2 separate regions of the Homo sapiens genome follow, and region 2 is linked to region 1. Evidence: chromatin loops called from intact Hi-C (ENCODE). Cell type or tissue: heart right ventricle. All regions are shown on one strand. Each heading gives the region's core, and the rest is flanking DNA. Links, peaks and the distances in the headings are about the cores only.

Region 1 (12,524 bases), core at 2,307-10,306:
CTCCCATTCTGTAGGTTGCCTGTTCACTCTGATGATAGTTTCTTTTGCTGTGCAGAAGCTCTTTAGTTTAATTAGATCCCATTTGTCAATTTTGGCTTTTGTTGCCATTGCTTTTGGTGTTTTAGTCATGAAGTCTTTGCCCAAGCCTATGTCCTGAATGGTATTGCCTAGGTTTTCTTCTAGGCGAAAACCTACCAAACTTTTATTGTAAAGGGCCAGACAGTAAGTATTTTAGGCTTTCAGGCCATAAGGCCTTTGGTCTCTGTTACAACCATGCAACTCTGCTCTTGCAGTGTGAAAATGCTGTGGAAACCATACAGGCAGTGTGTAAATAAATGATCATGGCTGTGTTTCAATAAACCTTTATTTTTTCCCTAATTTTTAAGCTGCTGTATTTGAAACCATGTGTTAGCCAAACAAAATACAACCCAGGCCCCTGTTTGCAACCTCTGACTTTTGCTGGATTTTATATTAGGGAACCTTGCATTTGAGTGTGGAATCTTATGTTTCCAATAAATCTTTATTTACAAAACAGATGATGAGCCAGATGTCCAAGCCAGGGGCCTTTGTGTGCTGACCTCTGTCCTAAGGCATCTGCTGTATGTGATGAGTTAACTTTTTTTCCCTGTACGTCTGGAGTGCTAAAAGCTCTGTACCATCCTTGGGAGAACTGAGAAAAGGGCCACTCACATCATGCTCTGTAGGAGTTAATTCTCTCATGGATTTCAAATTGAGAAAGGTTGTGCCGATAACCTTTGTTATTCGAAAACAAAACTAAACAAAAATATTAAAGTTTAAAATATTCTCAGAGGCTGATTTAGAAAAAAGGAAGTACAAATTACCAAAGTTGTAAATAAACAAAGAACGTTACTACAGAGCCTGTAGACACTGAAAAGTTAATAAGATGGTACTCCAAACAACTTTATGCCAATGCATTTAAATATTTCTTTTTAATATTGAAGTGTATGTGGGGTGAGGGACTTGCCAAAAGTGTGCACGAAAAATAGAAAAACCTAAATAGGTTTATATCATTAAACAAATTAAATTAATGGTTAAAAACCCCCAAAAGAAAAGTCGAACCTCAGTTGGCTTTACATTCAAGTAACATGGAAATCAAATGTAAACTTCTAGGGAACAGAAAAAGAAGAATCACTCCTTAGTTAATTTTATCAGGAAAGCATAACCATAATACACAACCTAATGAGAACATTAGAAGAAAGTAAATTTACTGCAAACCTCACTCATGAGATGAAAAATTGTTAACAAATCAGCAAGCTGAATTTGACGTCAAATAAATTTAAAAAGATGCGAATTATGATCACATTGGGTTTAACACAGGAATGCAAAGTGTTTTGAAAGGTAGCAAGTCAGTAATCTAATTTACTATATTAATAAATAATGAAGAACTATATAATCATCTTGAGGCAGTAAAATGTATTAGATAAAATTTAATATTTATTCAAGATTTATAAAAAAAAATCTTCTCGCTGGGCACGGTGGCTCACTCCTGTAATCCCAGCACTTTGGGAGGCTGAGGCGGGTGGATCACGAGGTCAGGAGATCAAGACCATCCTGGCTAACACGATGAAACACCGTCTCTACTAAATATACAAAAGATTAGCCAGGCGCGGTGGTGGGTGCCTGTAGTCCCAGCTGCTCGGGAGGCGGAGGCAGGAGAATGGAGTGAACCCAGGAGGCGGAGCTTGCAGTGAGCCGAGATGGCGCCACTGCACTCCAGCCTGGGCGACAGAGAGAGACTCCCTCTCTAAGTAAATAAATAAATAAATCTTCTAACAAATTAGGTGCAGAAGAGAAGTTCCTTAGCATGATGAAGAATATCACCTGCAAGTTACAAGAATGCTCATAGTGGCGATTTGTTTTTGTTGTTGGTTTTTTGTTTTTTATAACAGCCCCAAACAAGACACAGTCCAGTCAGACTGTGGTATATGCTTAAAATAAAATTCTATACAGTAATGAAAATGATTATCTTACAACTCTACAAAATGAAATGTGTGAAAATTACCAAATAAATGCTGAATAAACCAAGCAGTTTACAAAAGCATACATATAATATAATTCCATTTAAATGAGGTATAAAACCGGAGGAAACTACAAAGCCATACCATTTAGCCATGTCCACATAAGTGGTAAATCTCTAAAGAGACACAAGCAAAGGGTTTCCATAAACTAGGACCATGATTATGTCCTGAAGGAGGACCGGAAGAGACCCATAGCGTAAAGTGTTTTGGCAATGTTTATTTCTTGGCTTGGGTGGTGGTTACATTGTCTTTGTTATGTTCTTTATTTAGTCTTTATGTGCTTTTTCTGTATAAATTACGTTTAAAATAATACAATTAAAAATCAGGCTGAAGGAACACCTAATGCAGAGAGCTGAAATGGTTATTTTGTATCCAGGAGGAAGCAAATGACCTGAAAGCTGACGTCAAGAACCTGTGGATGGCAGAGTGGAGGGATAAGTCATGTGTTCTTCTATAATACCATCAAGATGCTGGAACAATCCTTAGACTGCTACTTTTGGATTTCTGGGTAAGTGAAGAGGTATTTTTACGTAAAAAGAAAGGCCCTTAGGTCAGAGTCGCTCTTAGTTGGCTTTTCTGTTACTCATAAAGTCTTAATTGTTGCTGTTCGTGTGCTCTTCAGTTACATCCTGATTTTCAATGAACACGCTTGGAAAGTTGTGAAAAGCATAACTACGAACTATTGGCTAATACGGCTTAGGCTTAGGTACTCCCAATTAAGAGGAAACAGATTCTTGAAGAGGTGCAGTTCAAAAATCCAAACACTTTAGTAAGTTCAAAGCCAGATGGCGCTTCGCACATACCTCGACTGCAGTTGTAGCATGATTCTCTCCCCAGTCCTGTAGTCCTATGCTGTAAGTCAGGGTTCCTGTTTACTCTTGTATTCATTATCTGAAACCTATTTATTGAATGCATAGTAAGTTCTAGATATTGTTCCAGATATGCCTGATAAAAAGATTGTAAACTCTAGAGTTGTTCCTATCCACTGTGAATGATACATTTGTAAAAGTACAATATGTATATGCAATTACAAATATGACCAATGTCAAGACAAATGGCCCTATAAAGATGTAACATTTTAATGATGGCTCACTGTGTTCCCTCTGAAAGTTTTAGCTTCATTGTTAGTAGATATTATCATTATTCTCATTAGTCAGATGAAGCAAACCAAAACCTATTGAAGCCAAACACTTTGCAGGAGGTTAAAACAGCTAGAATCTGTGGAAGCTGGAGTTGAAACACACAGCAGTGAGCTTTGATAACGCCTAGTTGCTAAACCTAATCACACTAAGGCAATTCGGGACTTAGATAATTCCCTCCCCCTTCCCTTCTCTTCCCTTCCCTCCCCTCCTCTCCCCTCCCCTCTCCTCCCTTCCCCTTCCTTCCCTTCCCTTCCCTTTTTTTTCTTTCCTTCCTTCCTTCCTTCCTTCCTTCCTCCCTCCCTCCCTTCCTTCCTTGCATTTAGCATATAGCATATGTATACCAACTGAATGAATGAATTTTATACTCCGATTCGGTTAAAATCATTCCCTTAAGAATGGAAATGATTTGTAGACTAGTGTAAAATATTCAAGACTCGTGGCTTAAAGCTGTGTTTCATGCTTCTCCAAGGATGTACTCACCAATGGACAAATTCATGATAGAGTATATTAGTTCTAAAAAAAAATTTAGATTATGAGTTCTTTTTACTATTATACTTATGACTATATTTCAAGTCACCTTCTCCAGTGCTAACCTCAGTTGTAATTTATGTCTTTGCCATTGACAATGTGGCTGGACAAGCCAACATTAAAGTGCACATTTGGAAGCACAAAGCTGATTAGAGATGTACCGTACATGAAAGCCCATGACATATTTAAGTCTCTTGCCCTGTAAGAAGGTACAGTAGATGAAATGACTTTTACAGAGTATCACTAAACCAAATCACATCATTTTATAGTTTCTCGGTTTCCTCATTCAGGTTCCAAAAGAAATTAAGCACCAGTGTCCTAGGCATTAATTCAGGGGTCTAAATCAATTGGAGGGCTTGGTTACATACTTCTTGCCCCCCCGTTTCTGATTCAGGAAGTTTGTGGTGGAACCTAAGCATCTGCATTTTCATTAAGTTCCAGGTGATGTCATGCTGCTGGGTACTGGGCTATACCTCGAGAACCATCACTGTAAGGCACACATTGCATGGGAAGAATTAACTTCTATGCATTTGGTACTAAATTTATGTATAATACTTGGGAGAACTGGGAAAATAGTCACGCAAGTCATTTTCTGTGTGTTGTGGTTCAGGCAAGATATCCTGATTCTGAAAGGTTTCATGACTAGACAAGGACTTCCTTCTGTTCTCCGGATTTAGATATCCAACTATCTCTCCAGCATGGCTATTTGAGTTTATAAAAGACTTCTCAAAAACAATATGTGCAAATGTTCCAGTACATCTCATATATATTTTGTTCATTTGCTCAGGCCCCAAACCTTGAAGTTAAACTTAATTTTGTTCTTTCTCTCAACTCCATGTTAAATTGATGAGCACATCCTGTCAAATACCTGAATCTGCCTACTTCTCTTAATTGATCTCTCTGCTTTGACCCAGTAGTCTATTATATTCTGCTGTCCAAAATCCCCCATGGCTTTCATGCCATCTCACTCAGAAGAAAATGCCACATCTTGACTGTGACTCACAGGGGCTCCTCTCCTGGTTTGTCCCTCTCCAGCCTGCTGACTTGCTTTCTGTTCCTTGAACACCCCACCATGCTCCTGCCTTGGGAGTCTGTGTACTTCCTGGAATGCACTTCCCCTGCCTCTCATTCTAGCTCCCTCCCTCTGCATATCTCCCTAGCTTACTCCCTCACAGCCTTCACATCACTATGCCAATAACGTTTCCTGACCTGACTATATAAAACACCAAAGTCCTTGCATGTCTTTCCCTTACCCCTAACGCCACCTATTTTATTTTTTATTTTTATAAAGAAAGGGTCTTACTATGTTGTCAAGGTTGGTCTGGAACTCCTGGCCTCAAGTGACCCTCCTGCCTTGGCCTCCCAAAGTGCTGGGATTATAGGCACGAGCCACCATACAGCATTCTTTTTCAAACTCTGCTTTATTGTTTCTGCATATACCATCACCTGCCATACTATATTTTTATTTGCTTATTATTTGTCTCCTCCCACTAAAATAAACTTTTCCTAGGAGCAGATTTTTTTTTTCCTTTTAACAGCCTTATCTTTAACACCCAGTACTATTCCAGGCATGTAGTAGGTTCTTAATTAATATTTTTAAGTAGATGAATTTTAAAGATTGAAATACCAAAATTCACTGAAGAGAAGACACTAGCTCAAGGACATCACTGGAGTCAGGGCTGGGAAACAGGGGCAGAGGCCACCTTCTTAAAAGCCCAAGATGGCGGTTCTTTCTATTAAAGCCCACACCAGGTTTGGGGCTCCTCTGCCTCCAAGAAAGAAGTGTGACCTCTGCTTGAACTGAGAGAACTTGAGCTTAAAATAACTGTGAGTCACGGCCTTCCCTGAACCTTCTTCCTTCCTGCAAGGCCCGAGGTTGTTCCCATAGCCGTTCCCTGGAGGACATTAGCAATGTGGCATATATTTGAGGGTCCCTGGGAAGACAAGAGCTTGCATTCCTAAGAATGTGAGAGGAGCCCAACCCCAGCGCCTATCCCATGTGATTGGAGGAAGTGGCCTGGCTGATATTTCAAGAAGGAATGGGTCATGGGAGTCATGTCACTGCTCGGGTTTGTCTTCTGCTGACATTGGGACATTGCTGGCAAGAAGCAGGACTTGCATGATTCACACTGTCAGCTGAAGGTCTGAATCCTGCCAAATCACCATCTCCCATCCTAGTGTTGCTTGTCACCTCCAGTCATTTATGCATTCCTTCTTTAATGATTTATTTCACCCTCTCTATCTACGAAACACTATGCTAGATGAATGCTCCTAACAAACTATGAGCAATACTGACATAACACCTGACTTCAAAGGCTTTTAAAAAGATGGGAACAGTCCCACTGATAGGTGACATTTGGAATTTTCACTAATGATGTAGAATAAAAGGGAAGTAGAAGCTGAGGGAAGGACGAGAGGTCCCAGAGACTCCAATCTGACTCTCACACCTCTTGCTTTACAGTTGAGGAAATTGAAGCTCAGGGATTGTTCCTTTTTGTGTCCTTGAAGGGTGAGCTGATGATCAGTCCACAGTGCCTCTGTGCCCTGATGTAAGGATGTATTGTTTGCATAGTTCAACTCAAGAAATAGTGTTTCCTTTGCAGTTCTCAAATTCAATAATGCCTAATTTACAATAATTATCTGCTGCAGACCATCAATGAATGTGAGCATATATGGCAGACAAAAGTTGATGTTTGCAATTTTATAACAGGTATATTTATAGATATCTGTTATAAACAGTGCTATTTATAGACCCTCAGAAGGGCCTAACAATCAAGGCTGGGGGCGGGGCGGGATAGTTCTGCTGAATTTCCTAGTGGCCCCCAGCATCTCAGGATACAGACTATTTCTTCTTCCAATGTCCTGTCCATACATTCTCATGTGCACAGAGATGGAGAGGCTCAGTACAGAAAGCCCATTTCATCAGCGGGTAAGTGAGAGGAGTCCTCCAGTATACACTCATGTTCTCGCTTTCCTCTCTTCCCTACAAACCCTATATATACTGTGTGTCTTTTCTTAAAGAAGGCAATGTGTGAATAAGGAAATCTCAGCCTTCAAAAATGCCAACGGCTTCTGTGACATGCTTTGTTACAGAAGAGCAAAATCCTTCTTTATTTCTTTCCTTTCTTCTCTGAGTTTCTCCAGATGAGAGGTGGGGTCTCACTCCTCTCTGTCCCTCTATTGCCAGGTAGAGCAGATGTTACAGAGCTATTGCTCAATGCATTTGAACTGAACTGGCTCATTATTTACTTATATTGTGAACCCCTTGAAGATATTTGGAGGTTTATATCATTCATCTTCAAATCTCAACCATTTATGCTGTGGCCTGACATATAGCTCTCTCAAACAATACTAACTGAGAAGTCCAGCCTGGTTGGGGGTGAGGAACCAAACAGTAGAATGCTACCTGTGCCAAAAATATGTATGGTAGGTTGCAAAGGTTGGCCAAAAATTTCCTCCTCTTTGTATCCATGTCCTTTGCAAGGTGAGTTTGCAGCAGCGCCCTTAAAGCAGTGACACAATTTTCTATCCCTTGGGGTTGGTCTGCTCTTATGACTTTCTCCAGACAATAGAATGCAGCAATGTGATACTGTGATCTTTATGAGACTTTTAGGCATGCGAAGTTAGAGATTGTCATGCAAGCTGTTACAGCATTTATTAACATTACAGCAATGGATTGGCCACTAAGATGGGAAATAGGGCCTAATTGATGTGTTAAGTTAGTAGATTAGGAGGGTCACCTGGGACTTTGTGTTGTGAAGAATTCTGAGGCCACATCAGTGATGTTGGCCCTGGATGTATGAGGGTATGGAGAAGGAATGGTAGCATTATGCTACTCAATGTCCATCAGTGTCCTATTTCTGATAGCACTGAATTAAGCCCTGGGGCAATATAGGCATGGAGTACATGGTTCTCATCATCAAGGATATAGAAGCCCATGTTAAAGAAGCCCTTATTTGCACTAGAACAGGCAGTTGTATAAGAACTTTGCTCTCAGGAATTAGAATTCTCTGATAGATACTTAATGAATACATGCCATACAATCTTCATGTTAAACTTGTATTAAGTCATTTAAGCTGAGGTATCCTAACTGAGGAAATGTGTACCACTGAGGGTAGGTACTCAAACACCTTCTGAGGACGTGAGGGCAAGGATAGATTTCAGCTTATCAATGTTTAGACCCATGACACCCATAGGTGCTCTTTCCTAAAACTGACCTGCCTAGGAGGATACCTGGGGTCTACCTGTTCTCTTATCCCACACGCCTTTGATAATTGTCCTTCGACTGCAATCAAAATATGCCCATTCTGAATCTTTGCATGGTGCATTGGTCCAAAGTGTAAAAATATTCCAACAAAAGAATATTATAACATAAGTGGAACACGCATCTCTCTGAAGGAAGCATCCTTCTAGGACAAAGTAAAGATGGCATCCATAAAAAATACTAGGCTTATTGAATCCAGGTAACAGACTCCCAGCAAGGCCCGACAGCTTCCTCTCTCTTTCTCATCACTGTCTCTCTGTGTCTCTTTCTTTCTCTTTCTTTTTGTTAGAATAAGAATTCAGAAGTGTATTATGATAACAATGGATATCAATATATTTATTTTAATTTTTTAAATGGGGTCAAATTTCATTTTCAATTGGCTTTATGGTGGGCATCTTCCATATACTAAAATTAAATTACAGATATAAGAGTTTCATTAAAATAGGTTTATATGTACATAATCTATATTAACATAACTATGTACTTAAATAATATACACACAGAAGTATACCATTTACAACTATTTGTATTTGTGAAGAATATTTTAGATGCCAATTTAAAAAGCATGAAAATATATGTAGTCGGCAGCCTCCATGTACTCCCAAATGATGTTTGCCTCCTGGTATTTACACGTTTAGATAATTTCCTTACACAATGAATCAGAGCTGGTTGTGTGACCAAGAGTGTGTGATAGAGATGACAGTGTGTGACTTTTGAGGCCAGCTCATTAGAGACTTTGTGGCCTCCTCTTTGCTCTCTTGAGCCATTTGATAATATTAATACTAGCATCTAGCATTTTCAGAGCTCTTACACCATGCAGGAAATGTGCTAAGTTGCTCCCAGGGGAGTTTTGGAAGGTACAAGAGCATAGATCCAAATTATACCCGTACTGCATTTAAGGTAGGAAGAGACACATCAGGACAAATTAAAGGGTGAGCACCACAGGAAAAAGCAAACTCTGTGTCTGCAAAGCAGATTGAGAAGCCTCCTTGAAAGGGAAGAAGGGAGAAGACTAATTTGTTCCAATAACAACCAACATGAAAGTGAGGAAAGCCTGGCGACAGAGGACTAGTCCATTGTATCAGGGGCCCTGAATCTGTGATTGGTGAGAGAGAAGACCCCAAAATGTGCCACATCTTGATGACCCTCTCTCTGTATTTTGGGAGCTAACTGTCAGTGTCTCAGTTACAAATTACACACTGCATTTTCTAACATCTTGTCATCATAGGCTTGGATTTCTTTATGTCAATTGCAATTGTAAAAATTTGTTGAAAAGAATCCAGTTTGACAGAGTATGTGCAGAGGGAACCACTACTCTTTCTGTAAAGCCCCAGGCCCCTCACTCTCTTCAACTCAATGTTAGGCTACGATGTGGGCCCTGCATTCAAATAAAGTCTGAACCAAATTTTAGGTAGTAGAATGGGATACTAAGATTCACCCTAGAGAATCAATTAATTGTTAACAAAAGAAACATTGACACAAGTTACTCAGAAAGCTTTTGGTCGAGCATGGTGGCTCATCCCTGTAATCTCAGCACTTTGGGAGGCCGAGGCAGGTCCATCGCCTGAGGTCAGGAGTTTGAGACCAGCCTGGCCAACATGGTGAAACCCCGTCTCTACTAAAAATACAAAAAATTAGCCCGGTGTGGCAGTGCATGCCTGTAGTCCCAGCTACTCGCGAGGCTGAAGCAGGAGAATTGCTTGAACCTGGGAGGCGGAGATAGCAGCAAGCCGAGATTGCATCATTGCACTCCAGTCTGGGCAACAGAGTGAGACTCTGTCGGAAAAAAAAAAAAAAAAAAAGAATGCTTTTAAGTTCCTTTATTGAACAACCTAGTTCAGGACAAAGAATCAAAGAGGGTATTGGACTGGATGATGTCTTTGCATTTTTGTGCCATATGATGTGTTCATATCTTTGTAGAACACAAAACAAGCTATCAAAGGTAAAGTTACTGATTTTATTGCAATTTTTATTAACATTTCTAATTAAATTTGCTTTACCATTATCAGAAAATTTTCACACTAGACATATTTCTCTCATAATTTCATGAGTCAGAAAGCATCCCCCATTTTATGAATATGGAACCATGGCTCAGAGGCAGGGTCCATGGTAGCACAGGTTGTCTGTCCACTGCATAATTCCAGGTAATGACCGTCACATGCGAATGATTCATGTGCCCAAAGTTACCCAGATAACTAGTGGCAAGAACAACATTTGAACCCATCTTAATCTCTAATCAAAGCCTTTCTTTTTTTCCCTGAGGCAGATATTCTTCCGCTGTTTTTGTTTATTTCACAATGTAGACTTTTTTCTTTGAGACAGGGTCTCATTCTGTTGTCCAGGCTGGAGGGCAGTGGCATGACCATAGCTCACAGCAGCCATGAACTCTAGGGCTCAAGTGGTCCTCCTGCCTCAGCCTCCTGAGTAACTGGGGCTATAGGCACACACCACATTAATGGGCTAGGCTAATTTTTAAAAAATTTTTGTAGATACTGGTTCTTGCCTTGTTGCCCAGGCTGGTCTCAAACTCCTTAAATGATCCTTCCATTTCTACTGCCCAAAGTGCCGGGATTATAGGTATGAACCACCATGCTCAGCCCCATGATGCGGATTTTAATAAAAAAGGAGGTGAGATAGGATTCAAAGAGAAACAACAGGACTTTCAAAAAACTGAACTCTTCCTGAGCTTTTTGATAGAACAAAGGAGAGTTAATGAGAAGGTGAAAGTGAGGGAAGGGTTGTGTGGGGTGGAAAGGAGCTGCAGGGTTATTTGAGCTTGAATGGAGAATTTAATATTTACAAGTTTGGGGACCAAAGAAAGCTATTGGTGTTAGTGGGGAAGAATTTTTCTGAGACAGCTGCAAAAGCAGTTGAAGTCATTTGAGATTTGGAATCTCTTTGTCTAATGTTAGATTTTGCCTCGACATTTGTTTTAGGTCATCCCTGGTGAAAAAGGACCCCACACATGTGCAGCAAAGAATGAGAGCACAAAATACCACAGCCAGCGAGGTGACATCTGTGCCTGGCATTTAAAGGGGGTCAAGGAGGGGTTTCGGGTCCTTGCTGCCAATGCCATCAGGCACCTCCGGTTAGATGTGCCTTTTCTGCCAAGGCCAAGAGTCCCTTCCTTCTGCAGGTCCATGGAGGTTGGGGAGCCTGACCCTCAGGACCTTCAGGCTCCATATACCTACCTCAGTTGGTGGAGCTGCAAGTCTGGACTCATTGGTAACACATTTATAGCGGAAATGCAAGTTCAGTCTTGTAGAACATGTGGCAACCTTTTGTATGAATCGACACCGCTGACATTAGGAGGATTAAGTACGAAGACTTTTCACTTGCAGGAGGACGCTCGTCATTCTAGAGGTTCCTTGTTTTTTTCAAAGGATTTTTGTGTTTTTCTCCAGCCACTCCCCACCCTCAGGTCTCCTTACACATTTTGACATTTACAGTAAACAGGGATTAGCCTCAGCTAACCAAGGGTGGCTAGCAGATGGTTTTAATGAGCTGTGTCTTAAAGAGAAAAGATTTAAGACTGACATGAAGGCTATTTACATGGAGTGGAGTGGACTGCACATGGCCCAGCCTCAGACCTGATGCTACTGCCTCTACCACTCCCTGCTTCATGGCTTCTGCAAAAAAAAAAAATGGAAATAACTATAGCTTCCATTTATTGATCACTTACTATCTTCCACATACCTACATGGTTTCCTTATCCGCCATCTGCAGGAATCCATGTGATAGGTATGGTTATGTCTACTTCACAGAGGAAGAAACCAGGCTGAGAGTCATTCACTGATACCAATGATTGTGCTCCTAACCACTATTCTATACCATTTGCCAAAAATTATGGAATAAAAATCATGGTAAAAGATTCAGAAAGCAACACTCAGAAATTATATAAAGAAGTTTGATAATTTTAAGAGGACCCAAAGGCTCTGTGGTAATTGGACAACTGATAATCCACTTAATAGGGCCCAGGGAAGGGATGGACAGAGACCAGGCATTATCATCATTATCTGAGCTGACACTCATAGAACAAGTACTGAATTACATGCTTTGTATGTACAAATTCAATCTTTGACAACAATCTTACAGAGTAGATCCTATCATCACCCTGATTTTATGGTGAACTTGAAACCTGGAGAAGTTAAACATTGCTCAAGGTCATGATGCTAGTAAATGACTGATTCCATATCTAAATCTAGGATTCTGGACCAGAGACCATGTTTGTAACTATTATGCTGTATACAGAGAGAGGAAGGAGAGTGTTGACCTCAGGGCATGGAGTTTCTGTCTTGAGAACTCGCTGAGGGCTGTGCGAATGATTTACATGTAACTTATGTGCAACAAAGCATGTTTTCAAGAGTGCATAGGAGTTTTTTGCATGAAACAGAAGAATTCATTCAGAACCACTGTACAGATTCCAAAAGCACAGAATAGAATAAGGAGTTCAAGTTCTAGTGGTCATGATTCTGATGTATACCAACAGAGGAGGAGGATGGCTGTACCAAAAAGAGAATGGAATCCACAGTGGACTGAATGGTGGCCCCA
Region 2 (12,524 bases), core at 1,605-9,604, 75 kb before region 1:
TAAAATCTGCTCCTTTGTCTTTCATATCTTTTTTTCATGTTAAATGATTTTTTGGTAGGAAAAAGTGGGATCACATGCTATTAGGTTCAATTTTGCTCAGAAAGGAATCTGTTTTCATGCCTTCATTAAGTTACATCAAAAAGAAAATGCCTAATCATTGCTGAGTCCTTCTGCTGAATATGCAAAGTTGAGAAGGTGTTTGTGGTGCTGATGGCAAGATATCTTTACTAGGCTGGTAACAACCAGAATGTCCTCTAAGGCAGGACTTTGGAGTAAAATGGTGTGTGGTTGGACTCCTGCTTGTAACTATTTAGGACTTTAAGCCTCTTTTCTGCCTATCTCACATATCATTTTGCAAGTCTTCTTGGAATTATTTAATTTACAGTATTTTGATAACTTCAAAGCTGGTAAAATGAAATTAGAGCTATCTGCTTGTGCTCAGAAATCAATTCTCATCAAATAATATGAAATTATGTTATCTAAAAGCATTTACCCTATTAAGTGACAGACAAATGAGAAGTAAGGAGACTTAATACACTGTTTGCCTATTGATGACACTGGCCACAAACATCCCACTCTTTACAAGCAGTAACAGGGAAGGGAGTCTTTTGAAAAAACAATTTGGGCCGGGCATGGTGGCTCACGCCTGTAATCCTAGCACTTTGGGAGGCCGAGGCGGGCAGATCACGAGGTCGGGAGATCGAGACCATCCTGGCTAACACAGTGAAACCCCGTCTCTACCAACAAATAGAAAAAATTAGCTGGGCACGGTGGTGGGCACCTGTAGTGCCAGCTACTCGGGAGGCTGAGTCAGGTGTGAACCCGGGAGGTGGAGCTTGCAGTGAGCCAAGATTGTGCCACTGCACTCCAACCTGGGTGACAGAGCGAGATTCCGTCTCAAAAAAAAGAAAAAACAATTCGATGCCTCATGTGACACAAGAGAGAGGACAAAGATCAATGGATAAACGATAAGTGAAGTCAAGTCTAGTCTAGATTGAAAAAACCACTTTCCAACATTAACATCTGAGCAGTAGTGCATGGAGTATTTTGAAGGTAGTGATATCACCATCAGTGGAGGTGTGCAAGAAGAAGCTTAGTAACTCCTTAGCAAGGCCATTTCTGGAAAGAAACCCTTATGGGGTCAGTAGCTTAAATGGCCTTTCACATACCTTATAAATTTGTCTAAACTCATAATTTGATGTCTGACTTCTTCTACTCATTCCTTTTCTAAGCTTCTGCTCCACATTCCAAAGTAGCAGACAAATTAAGTTCTCAGAATCTTTTAGATTCTTGCTGGTAGGTTAATTGGGATGCATAGATGGGCTCTTAATTTTTTTTTATTTCTACACTGGCTCATGTGATTTTTATTTATCCAGTGTCTACAATGGCAGTAGAATAGTGGATGCCAGTGTGTTGTGAAAATACAAGAGTGAGCAAAAGCATGTTCAATGAACAACAGTAAATCCTGACTTCATACTGTTTTACAGCTCCATTTATTCTAGTTTATATTTTGAGGCAGAAAATAATTTTCTTTGAACACTTACCACATGTATTAATACCTCTGTCATCCACTTTAGATCCTACTTTCATGGAAAAAACATAACCCTTCCACGCTGATTCCTGGCTGATGTTTCCAGCTGCGAGGTCAGCTCCCACTCCATTGCAGCACTGGAAATGAAGTCAGCCTACAGAGGAAACTAATTGTGTTCCCGTGCTGGAACAATATCTGTATATACTGGAAAAAGTAAAGACAAAGCTCACTTCACAATTCCAGCTCCACCCCTGCTTAGTGATACCACCTTGAGAAAAAATGGCTTAACCTCTCTAAGATAGCACATTTGGTGGTAAAATAGGAATGCAAATACTGATTGGAAAAGGTAAGATTTCTTTCTTTGATTTGTAAATTAATAACTACCATTTTAGGAAGGCATGGCCTGACAGATTTACACATATGGAGAGTGTTCCAGGAATTATAAACCATGTGTAACTGGCACCGTAGCTGAAATACGTCATGTTTAAAATACAGGAAGCTCAGGGCTTTGGAGTATACTGCACACAAACTTAATAGTCAATATTGCTCTGATGAGTTTGGCAAAATGGAAAAACTATTGAGATGATGGAAGCAAAAAGAATAATCTACCACAGATAACTTCTTACTATGGTCAAGGGTTACTTATAAGAAAATAAACTTCTCCAGGCTGTACAAAGTTAGGCAGTCACTGCGCCTTATGGAGCCCAATCTCTTCTCACATCTGTATGGTGAGAGACTTGAGTTCAATGCTGCTATGGTTTCGTCCAGCTCAGAGTCTATGTGAACTCTCAAGAGTGGCTTAGAATAAGTGATTGGAGGATGCACAAGACAAAATTATTAGAAGCTTCGGGTAAATCAATGTTTCTTCTGCCACCTTGTCAATAGCTAACAGTCAGACAGCTAGTACCACTGAGGGAGTGGTAAATCCCAACTAGTTTTGGTGAGAGGGCAACGCTGGTGCATACACCCATGAGTGTGTCTTGGAGCAGGGGCAGACAGAGGTCTTTCTGGAAATATCAGTGATAACACCAGAAAAAGCAGCATTGCAGCCTAGACATTCTGGCCCCACACAAACCTTAGAGAAGATCCCTTATCTAGGAAATATTAATTAACATGGAAGAGGAATCCACCCATACATCCAACTGGATGGTCACCAGGGACGTGGTACCCGCTGATCACAAAACTCATGGAACTTTGAACACAGGCAGAACCAGGACCATTAGCAAACTGAAGACTAGTTGTTACTGTTGTGGTTTTGTTGTATTTTTTTCTTTCAAGGCACGTAAGTCTTATACTTCAAACCTTTCCTGGAGACACATGGGAATACTCAGATTTACACTCTACTTTTCTACTTTGGGGAGAAAAAAAACAGAAGAAACTAAACTAAAACTGTGCAGTTTGTATTTTAAAAAAGACTGGACATTGAGATCTTGCCAAACATCTCTCCATTCAGCAACCACTGAGAGAGTGTGGCGCTACCTTTTATCTGTTGTATGAGCTTGGGGAAATGACTCGGTACCTCTGAGTTTCCTCCCTCATCTGTTAAAAACAAAATACAAAAATGGTGTTGCAATGCAAGAAATTCTTTTAGTTCATATTCTTCCAGCTTCTCTGGGGCTCTGTCAATTATCCTGCACTCTGTTTTTCCTCCTGGGTTGCATGTGTGACCTTAGACATGGATAGCACATGAACACGCTTGCTTCTGCAGGGTGCTGATACTTTCTAGGTGACTGAGACTCATGGAGTGGAAAGAGTGACTGTAGAGGTGACATATCATTAAACCAAGTCACACTGCCTGCCATTTATCTGCCTGAAGGGAAGTTTCCTTTCGTTCGGGGACACTGGGACTCTATCTAGGGTAAAGGGAAGACAAACACACAATACTCCGATGTCCTTGGGAAAATGTCATTGAAATGGGTCAGCCTTTCTATTTCAGAGTTGTGCTCATCTGAAAACATTAAAGAATGTTAAAAATAAGTACACAGTGTGCTCTCAGCTGCTCCAGCCAAGCCAGCTTGTCTTTGAGAAGGCCTCTGGATATTAACAATAGGCTTATAGACATGCCAGCCTCCTGTGACTTCTCTGGGGAGTAATGTGGGCATTTGGGGAAGTTCCTGCATCACTCACTGTCCCACAAACTCTTTGTCAATGAGGTAGAAATTACTTGGGCAATATTAATCTCTTGGGGTGGGGTGGGTATGTAAGCAGACTTAATGATTTCAATGTTTTCTAAATGTGTACTCTGATTCTAAACACTGAATTTCTACATTTTGTCTACGAAAAACAAACAACTTTCAACATCAAATTTATTTCTGTTTCTCAGTCTTTCCTCTTTGTCTTTATGCTAAGATCTCCTACCCAAGCCCGTGGTCTCCATAGATTCAGGGCTAGAAATATTTAAGGGCTTCCTAGAAGACAGAACAGTAGCTTTAGAACCAGGCAAATTTGGTGATGATTCCCAGTTTCGATACCAATGAGCTGTGTAAGTTATATTGCATTCCACTTTTCTTCTTTGTCTCTGTTTCTCTATCCAGACAAAGTAGAACTAACGGATAACTCATAAATGTACTGTGAGCATTAGGGATGCTTAACCTAAATTACCTAAAATAGTGCTTGTTACAGTACAGATACTATTAAATGTCATTTGTGAATATTATCATTATTGCTACTATTATTATTATCACTCTTATGTGACTCAATAGTCTTTCCCTAAATGTTCTCTAAAGCAATAATAATCTGTCCCTGAGCTATGAGATAATCTTTCGTCTGATATCACACCTGGATTTTTGAGTATTGCTTGGCAACTAAACTCAGTTTTTGTACTGTCTCTGATCTTTGGCCAGAGGTCCACTTGATTGTCTTAGAGTTTTACATTTTACCTGCCACAGTACTCACCAGAAAATGCTGTACTCAGGCTCAGCTGAAATGCCTACCTCTGGTGCAACACTCTTTGCCTTGTGTGTTTGAATGGTTGTGCATCTGGGTCTCTAAGCAAGGAGCTCCTTGAGGACAAGGGCTTCTCTGATTCATGTCTTCTTCTTCGGGCCTAGAGCAGGGTGAGTCGTGTGATCACACAGTTCTGTTTGCCTGATTCTTTGGGAGACTGTGTTGATCCTGGCTGTTGCCATTTCCTTTGGAGCTCTGTAGCTAGATTGGGCTTCCTGTCCTCCTGGTCCCCCATCCCATTGGAGGGTGGAGTTTCAGGAGGCAGCTCCCCTTCTCTGCCCCACACGCTTCCCCCTGGCTGGGGTCCCATGGTGAGATCTCTTCCCAGGAGTCAGTTCACAGCTCAGTCACGTCTTGCTTAGGGGAAGACAATGAAACTTGACCTGAGAAGGCTTGGAGTGATTACTACAATCATCATAATTTATATGTAAAGGAACTTACAAAGAAGGAAAGGAAGAAATTAAGGAACAAGTGTGAACAGGAAGGACAAGAGGCAAAGAGGAAGGAAGAAAGTAAGACAGAAAATGTTTTTAAGGATCTGCTTTGGGATGAGCCTGGGCCAGATACTTTCACAAAACCCCTAAGAGCTATCTTTTCATTTCTATTTTAATATAGACAAGAATATAACCCAGGATTAATAACTCCCTAAAGTCATATATATAGGAAGAGGTAGTTAAACCATTGGAAGACGTTGAAATGTATCTGAGTCCCAAAAAGTGTAGTAGAAAATGATTAGAAAACACCCATCAACCAAACACTGCATTGCTGAGCACATGTACCATTTTAGCCTGTAGATTTTAACTCTAGAAAAACTCTCCTTTAAATTTTACAGGAGATATTAAAGGATACAGGAATACAGAACTGGTTATGAGGCTTAGTAGGAGTGATCAGAAAGGGTGCTTTTCTAAGTACAGTATAAGGCTCTGATTGTACACAATTCTGCAAGTTCTATTTTCTCCCATTTTTGATGTTTTAAGAATTCTTTGCCTCCAGAGGGGCATAGCCTGTTTGCTCCCTGCTGAAGTCATTGAGATTTCTCTCCTTCACTCTGTGTGTATGGACACTGGGGTTACATCTTTAAATGACAGCCGAAATCCATAACACACATCTTTTCACATTTTAGTCCAAAAAATGACTTTGCCGCCTTGGCAGCCAACAAAGTAGCCTGAAATGAATGTAAATCAAGAATCACTGGGCATCTTTAATTATAAAACTTGCTAAGGTTTCAATGTTTTATGCACGTTGGTCACTATTTTTGAAGCAATAACTAATTTCTCATTGTAAACAGAATGCAAAACTAGTAGTTTCCCAGCTTTTAGAAATGCTTAGGGCATAGTGATAATTTCAAAGTCAGTAATTACTCCGTGAATAAATGAGCCACACAGTTCTGCATCCTTGGCCCTCCATGTGCAATTGCCCTGGCATGGTCAGTCTCACTTACTATATTGTCTCTTTTCAGGCAATAATTTACTGTAACTACATTAGTTCAAAAAATATTTAGCCAGAAAAACACAATAAGCGATTCATTTTGTCCTTCAATCTTCCGCTAAAGAGCACAGATTCTCCAAATCACCAGGCAATATGGAAAAGGCAAGGTCTGTGTACATAGAGTGGCCCATAAAAAATAGAATTTTGAACAGTGGTATCCTGGTAAATATTTAACATTTGCCTCTCTGAAAAAGTATATCTAAATTTGCTGATATAAAATATACGTAGCATACAATTTACAAGTAACTAACAGTAATATACAAAACATTTTGCTTCAAATTCCAAATAGGCAATTGCTTCTTATTGAATGCTTTTGCTGGTTTTTGCCAAACTCCTGTATCCCTAGACAAAATATGGATTCAATTGACAGACAAATATAGTTCCAACAAGAATGTTAGTTGATACTTTTGTTTATCTTAACAAGAAATATCAAAGTAAAACAACAAAGATGCATGTCTGGACTTCACCCATTTGTCAATAATGTGAGCAACTTTTTTTGCCGAATTGAATTATTGTTCTCAAATGCTGGAAAAATATTTACTCATAGTACTCACAATGCTTATTTGTAGTGTTTCAGATATAGACATGTCACACATTTAAGTTTAATCTACACGAACATCTTTTCCACAATTTTATTAAACCTAGATAATCAGCAAAACAATAAATCAAGCCCTATATTGTAGTATTTGCAAATTTTCATGGTATAAATATAAACTCAATGGCTGATTTCGATCTACCAACATGACTGCGCTGAATGCTGAGTTGGGAAGAAACTGTTAATAGCACACCATTTTATGATATTTCCAACATGAAGTTACAACCTCAACCTTAACAATGTAAATAATGGTAAGATGTAGTAAAGTAACTAGAAAGTGACAATTTTTGAGTGTTTATTCCTTTATTTTTAATATAATTTAATTATAAATTTATGTAATTTAATTTTTAGCAATGACTGTGTTTAATAATCAGTTTGCAAAATCCCTAAACATTTAAAAATTGGTCCTTCCAAGCTGGTACAAGCCAGTTCCAGAACACCAATGACATTGGAATTGGAGGAAAAAATAAATTGATGATTTAGTGTACAGTTATGCATTGCTTAACAATGTTCTGAGATGTTCTCAGATGTTCAGAAATGTTCTGAAAAATGCATCTTTAGGTAATTTCATCCTTGTGTGAACATCAGAGTGTACTTGCACAAAACAAATGAATTGCACAAAACCTAATAAATTGCACACACAAATGAAAGACAGTATTAACATAATAAAAAACTATAGACTGGGAGATAATATTTGCAAATCACATATCTGAGAGTGATATACAATAACACACACACACAAACACCTGTATATATCTCAAAACTCGATAACAAAAAGACAACCCAATTTAAAATGGTAAGAGTTTGATCATTTATGTATGTTCAACATATTTGGATGGCAAATAAGCATCTCAAAAATGCTCAACATCTTTAGTTATTAAGGAAATGCAAATTAAAATCACAAGCTACTACTATGCATTCATAAGAATGTCTAAAAATTAAAATGACTGACTATACCAAGTACTGGCAAAGCTGTGGAACAACTAGAACTTTCATATACTGCCTGTGAGAATGTAAAGTGGTTTGTATACTCTAGGACTCCCACTGACTCTTTCTGAAATAAACATTCACTCACCATATGTCCCAGCCATTTTACTCCTAGGTATTTTCCCAAGAAAAATGAAAGCATATGTCCATGCAAAGATTTATACAAAATACAAACATTAATCACAACATTAGTTGCAATAGACAAACACTGGAAACAACCTGAAGGTTTATCAAGAAGTGAATGGATAAACAAATAGTGCTATATCCATAAGATGTAATACTATTTAGTGGTAACAAGGAATGAACACAACCACACAGATGAATCTCAAAATAATTACACCTGGTGAAAGAAGCCAGATAAACATACTATAGTCATGCACCGGATAACAACGTTTCAGTCGATGATGGACTACATGTACGACAGTTGTCCCGCAAGATTATATGGAGCTGAGAAATTCCTATCACCTAGTGCCTTCCTAATGTGTGAGTGCAATGCATTGTTCACATGTTTGTGGTGATGCTGGTGTGAACAAATCCACTGTGCTGCTAGTTATATAAAAATATAACATAATTATGTACAATACATAATACTTGATAATTAATGACTATGTTACTGGTTTTATCACTGTTTTAGAGTATACTCCTTCTACTTGTATATTTTACAAAGTTAACTGTGAAACAGCCTCAGTCAGGTCCTAGAGGCAGTATCTGGAAGAAGGCATTGTTCACATAGGAGATGACAGCTCCATGTGTGGTGTGTTTTCCCTGGAAGACCTCCCAGGTGGACAAGATGTGGAGGTTGAAGACAGTGATATTGATGATCATGACCCTGGGTAAGCCTAGACTAATTGGGTTTGTGTCTTTGTTTTCAACAAAAAAGTTTAAAAAGTAAAACAATAAAAAATAAAAGCATTTAAAAATAGAAAAATGTGTTTAGAATAAGAATATAAAGAAAATACTTTGAACAGCTGTACTATATGTTTGTGTCTTAAGCTAAGTGTTATTACAAAAGAGTCAAAAAGTTAAAAAAATTGAAAATTTATAAACAAGTTACATTAAACTAAAGTGAATTCATAATTGAAGAAGGAAAAATACATTTTATAAATGTTATGTAGCCTAAACTGTACTGTGTTTATAAAGTCTAGAGTAGTTCAGTAATGTCCTAGGCCTTCTCATTTGCTCACCACTTACTGACACAGCAACTTCCAGGCCACAAGCTCCATTCATGGTAAGTGCCCTATACACGTGTACCCTTTTTTATCTTCTATGCCATATTTTTACTGGGCCTTTTCTATGTTTAGATACATAAATACTTACCATTGTGTTACAGTTGCCTACAGTATTCAGTACAACATGCCTCACAAATTTGTAGTCTTAGGAGCAATAGGCCATACCAGTTAGCCTAGGTGTGTAGTAGGCTATATCATCTAGGTTTGTGTAAGTACACTATAATGTCTACTCAAGGAAGCAATTCTCAGAACATATCCCCATTTTTAAGCAATGCCTCACTGTATTTGTGTATCTAAACATAGAAAAGACACAGTAAAAAAAGCACAGCAGTATAATTTGATGGGACCACCGTCTTACATGCAGTCCATCCTTCACTAAAACATTATTATACAGCACATGACTGTATATGAATCCATTTTTATTATGTCCTAGAAAATGCAAACTAATCTGCAGTGATAGAAAACAGACCAATGGGCTGGGCGCGGTGGCTCATGCCTGTAATCCCAACACTTTAGGAGGCCGAGGTGGGCGGACCACCTGAGGTCAGGAGTTCGAGACCAGCCTGGCCAACATGGTGAAACCCCATCTCTACTAAAAATACAAAAATTAGCCGGGCTTGGTGGCAGGTGCCTGTAATCCCAGCTACTCGAGAGGCTGAGGCAGGAGAATCGCTTGAACCTGGGAGGCGGAAGTTGCAGTGAGCCGAGATGGCTCCATTGCACTCCAGCCTGGGGAACAAGAGCGAGACTTCGTCTCAAAAAAAAAAAAAAAAAAAGAAAAGAAAAGAAAGAAAACAGACCTATTTGAACAAATAAATTCATGGGAAGCCTTATTTTTTTTAAATTATTATTTATTTATTTATTTATTTTTGAAACGGAGAGTTTCGTTCTTGTTGCCCAGGCTGGAGTGCAATGGCACGATCTTGGCTCACCGTAACCTCTGCCTCTTGGGTTCAAGTGATTCTCCTGTCTCAGCCTCCCGAGTAGCTGGGATTACAGGCATGCACCACCACGCCCAGTTAATTTTGTATTTTTAGTAGAGACAGGGTTTCTCCATGTTGGTCAGGCTGTTCTCAAACTCCTGACCTCAGGTGATCCGCATGCCTCAGCCTCCCAAAGTGCTGGGATTACAGGCATGAGCCACCTTGCCAGTCCGGAAGCCTTATTTCTTATTGTAAAGCACTATGCGTTTGCTAGCTACCAGTGCATCATTTGCTTGGACAAGGGCCTCTGGCTTTTGTTTCTTTGTAGCCCCAAGTATAGGCCTAACCCATAGGGCCAGCCACTGGGCAATGTCTGTAGTGGGGATGATGGCATTGTGATGACACACTGCACCAATATATATTAAGTGAAAGAGTACCCAATGTGTTCCGTGTAATTACCATCAACAGGGACCATCCCAGATCTGAGCAGTTTAAGCCCTCTGGGCCTTGGCACAATGTGCAGCCTAGATTAATTAGTTAATGTTCATAAGACACTTTGAAGATGGAAAACCTTGTAGGAGTGCAAAGCCCATGTATTAAGGATGATAATTATATACATTTGAGCTTCAAATTCAGCAATCATTGTTGGAAAGGGTAAACCAGTTGCTGATTTATAGCACAGCAGTGTCCTGGACCTGCAAAACCTCTTGAAACGTGTCAAGAGCAGCTCTGGCATGTGCTCTGGGGCATAAAGTTGCTCTTGGAAGCAGGTGGGCATGTATCCCTTCTGTCATCCCACCAGAAATGGCTCAGCACTGTTACCTGGCTGCAAAGTGGATCATTCAATTTTCAATAAATACATGCTGAGAACTTGCTCTGTGGGGAAGACCTATTCAAATTCATATCAAGTAGAACTCAAAGTAATTCCTCCTCCCTCAGACTACAGAGCTTAGGGGTGACATAGAGGTGGTTTCATATCACAGCTCTGGCAATTGTATTGAGTGTGACTTGGAGAAAGTTATGTCGCCAATGTAAGCCCAGGATCTTCATGTTTAAAACAAGTAAACTTTGAAGATAATAATATCAGCCTTTCAGAGTTGAATCTGCAAAATATCTGGTAAGAAACTGAGACATCCTGGGTGCTCAGTAAATGGTAACTGTTGTTATTGTGTTGCCAAACTGTGCCCCTGATAACCAAAAAGCAGTTCTCTTGTGCTCACATCCATTGATGTGGGTTTTAGTTGCATTTGCTAGTTATACATTTTTTAGGACAATTTCTTCTTTTACCTCCAGGGATCCCTCACCCTGTGTCCCCTGATATCAGTGGTCTTTATTAGAGGAAGGAAAAGGAATTCTGTTAATGTTTTCATCTGCTAGCTGCAGTTCTCAAGACACTCAATAACTCATTGTCAATGACCTAGTTACTGACAACTAATTCCTCATTTATGGAATACGTCACTTTTGGAATGAATTTGATGACCCTGAACCAGAGCTCTGAGGACTCTGAACACAGAAGTGGGATCAAAGTGCTGCTAAACCCTGGCACAGCCACCTGGCCTCAGGGAAGGCAGTTAAAGGCACATATTTTAAAGGCCATCAAGTGTTTCTCTTCTTGGTCCTAGAAGAACATTCCCAGAGTGCCCTTCATCAAGTTGTCCCTAATAAATATCAAATGCAGGAGCTGAAGCTGTGGATGCCATGCTCCTCCCACCCACATTCCTCAAGACCTTCTCCCTTGGTGGCCCCACCAGGAGCCCCAAGTCCCACCTTTACTGCCAAACTCCACTTCAAAAGCTGAGGACTGAGTCCTCCACTGGTGCATCAGGGGAAGCCTTTTGAAGATGCAAGGGTTGTGAGTCACTGATAATCATCATGATTCATCCACGAACTTCAGAGACCAGGTTCTCTTTAATACTCATTATCCCTTCAATAGGCCAAGTTGGGCCAATAGTTAATTTGCAAATTGTAGGACTCAGTAAAGTGAGACTCTAAAGGCAGGGTAATTAATAAATTATTTTTATAGAGAGGTTGACTTCATTCAATTTTCCATATTTATTACTCATACGAGACAATCTTTCTAGTTTTCACCTCCCACAGGGCTAATGAGAGTTGATAGTCATCTCTCCTTCCACTATTCTCCCCTCACCTTATTCTGTGAGGCTCTGAGGCATTAAACACACACTTTACACTGCCAGGTCACTGTGGTCACAGTGTGTAGCTCAAAGACGGCCTTCAACAGGCATTTGTTTATTACAAGACACTTCACTGGTGCTCTCTTTCTGTGCCCTTGAATCAGGCCTCACCACTCAGCAGGAGACCAATCAAAATGAGTCCTAAAAACCATTGACAGTAACTTCTTGGCCTCTCTGAAGTCACTCCACCCTCTGTTCCTCTCTTGTGGTTCTGATGTTTGTTTCCTTACCTCTTGGCCTTCTTGGCTTTGGTGTACAATTCAGTGAGTTACAGATTGAATTGTGTTCCCTTTCAAAAAGATATATCGAAGCCCTAACTCCCAGTACCTCCAAATGTGATCTTATTTAGAAATAGGGTTGTTGCAGGTATAATTAGTTCACGAGTTCATGTCATAGTAGGACAGGCTCTGTACCCAATATGACTGCTGTCTTCATAAGAAAACGTCCATGTGAAGACATCCATGTTAGAGACACACAGGGAGAATGCCACGTGAGTACTGGAGGACGAGCATGATGCAGCTAAAAGCCAAGGGATGCCAGACGTTTCCAGCAAACCACCAGAATCTAGGAAGAGGTGAGGAAGGATCCCCCACAGGTTTCAGAGGGAGCATGGTCCATGGATACCATGATTTT

Evidence for each region. Hi-C counts contacts between places; a loop is a spot of excess contacts. Peaks named below come from ENCODE experiments on the same cell type or tissue, not always from the same donor. Only the 100,000 strongest peaks of a DNase experiment are listed, where the experiment ranks them.
Region 2: a loop joins it to region 1, with 13 times the contacts of the local background. A loop is called at or near these places in 2 of 110 quality-filtered maps.

The regions. Positions count from the first base shown.
Region 1 is chr2:12,879,317-12,891,840 of GRCh38, forward strand. No RefSeq gene overlaps it. Among named protein-coding and RNA genes, the nearest start is that of MIR3125, 150 kb to the left of the region's middle. In heart right ventricle, for the core only: no CTCF peak of the experiment used is centred there; a DNase peak (open chromatin) is centred at 5,675; H3K27ac peaks cover 2,131 bases.
Region 2 is chr2:12,805,049-12,817,572 of GRCh38, forward strand. No RefSeq gene overlaps it. Among named protein-coding and RNA genes, the nearest start is that of MIR3125, 74 kb to the left of the region's middle. RefSeq lists an enhancer at 11,259-12,458. In heart right ventricle, for the core only: no CTCF peak of the experiment used is centred there; DNase peaks (open chromatin) are centred at 1,644, 3,362, 3,541 and 4,645; H3K27ac peaks cover 4,369 bases.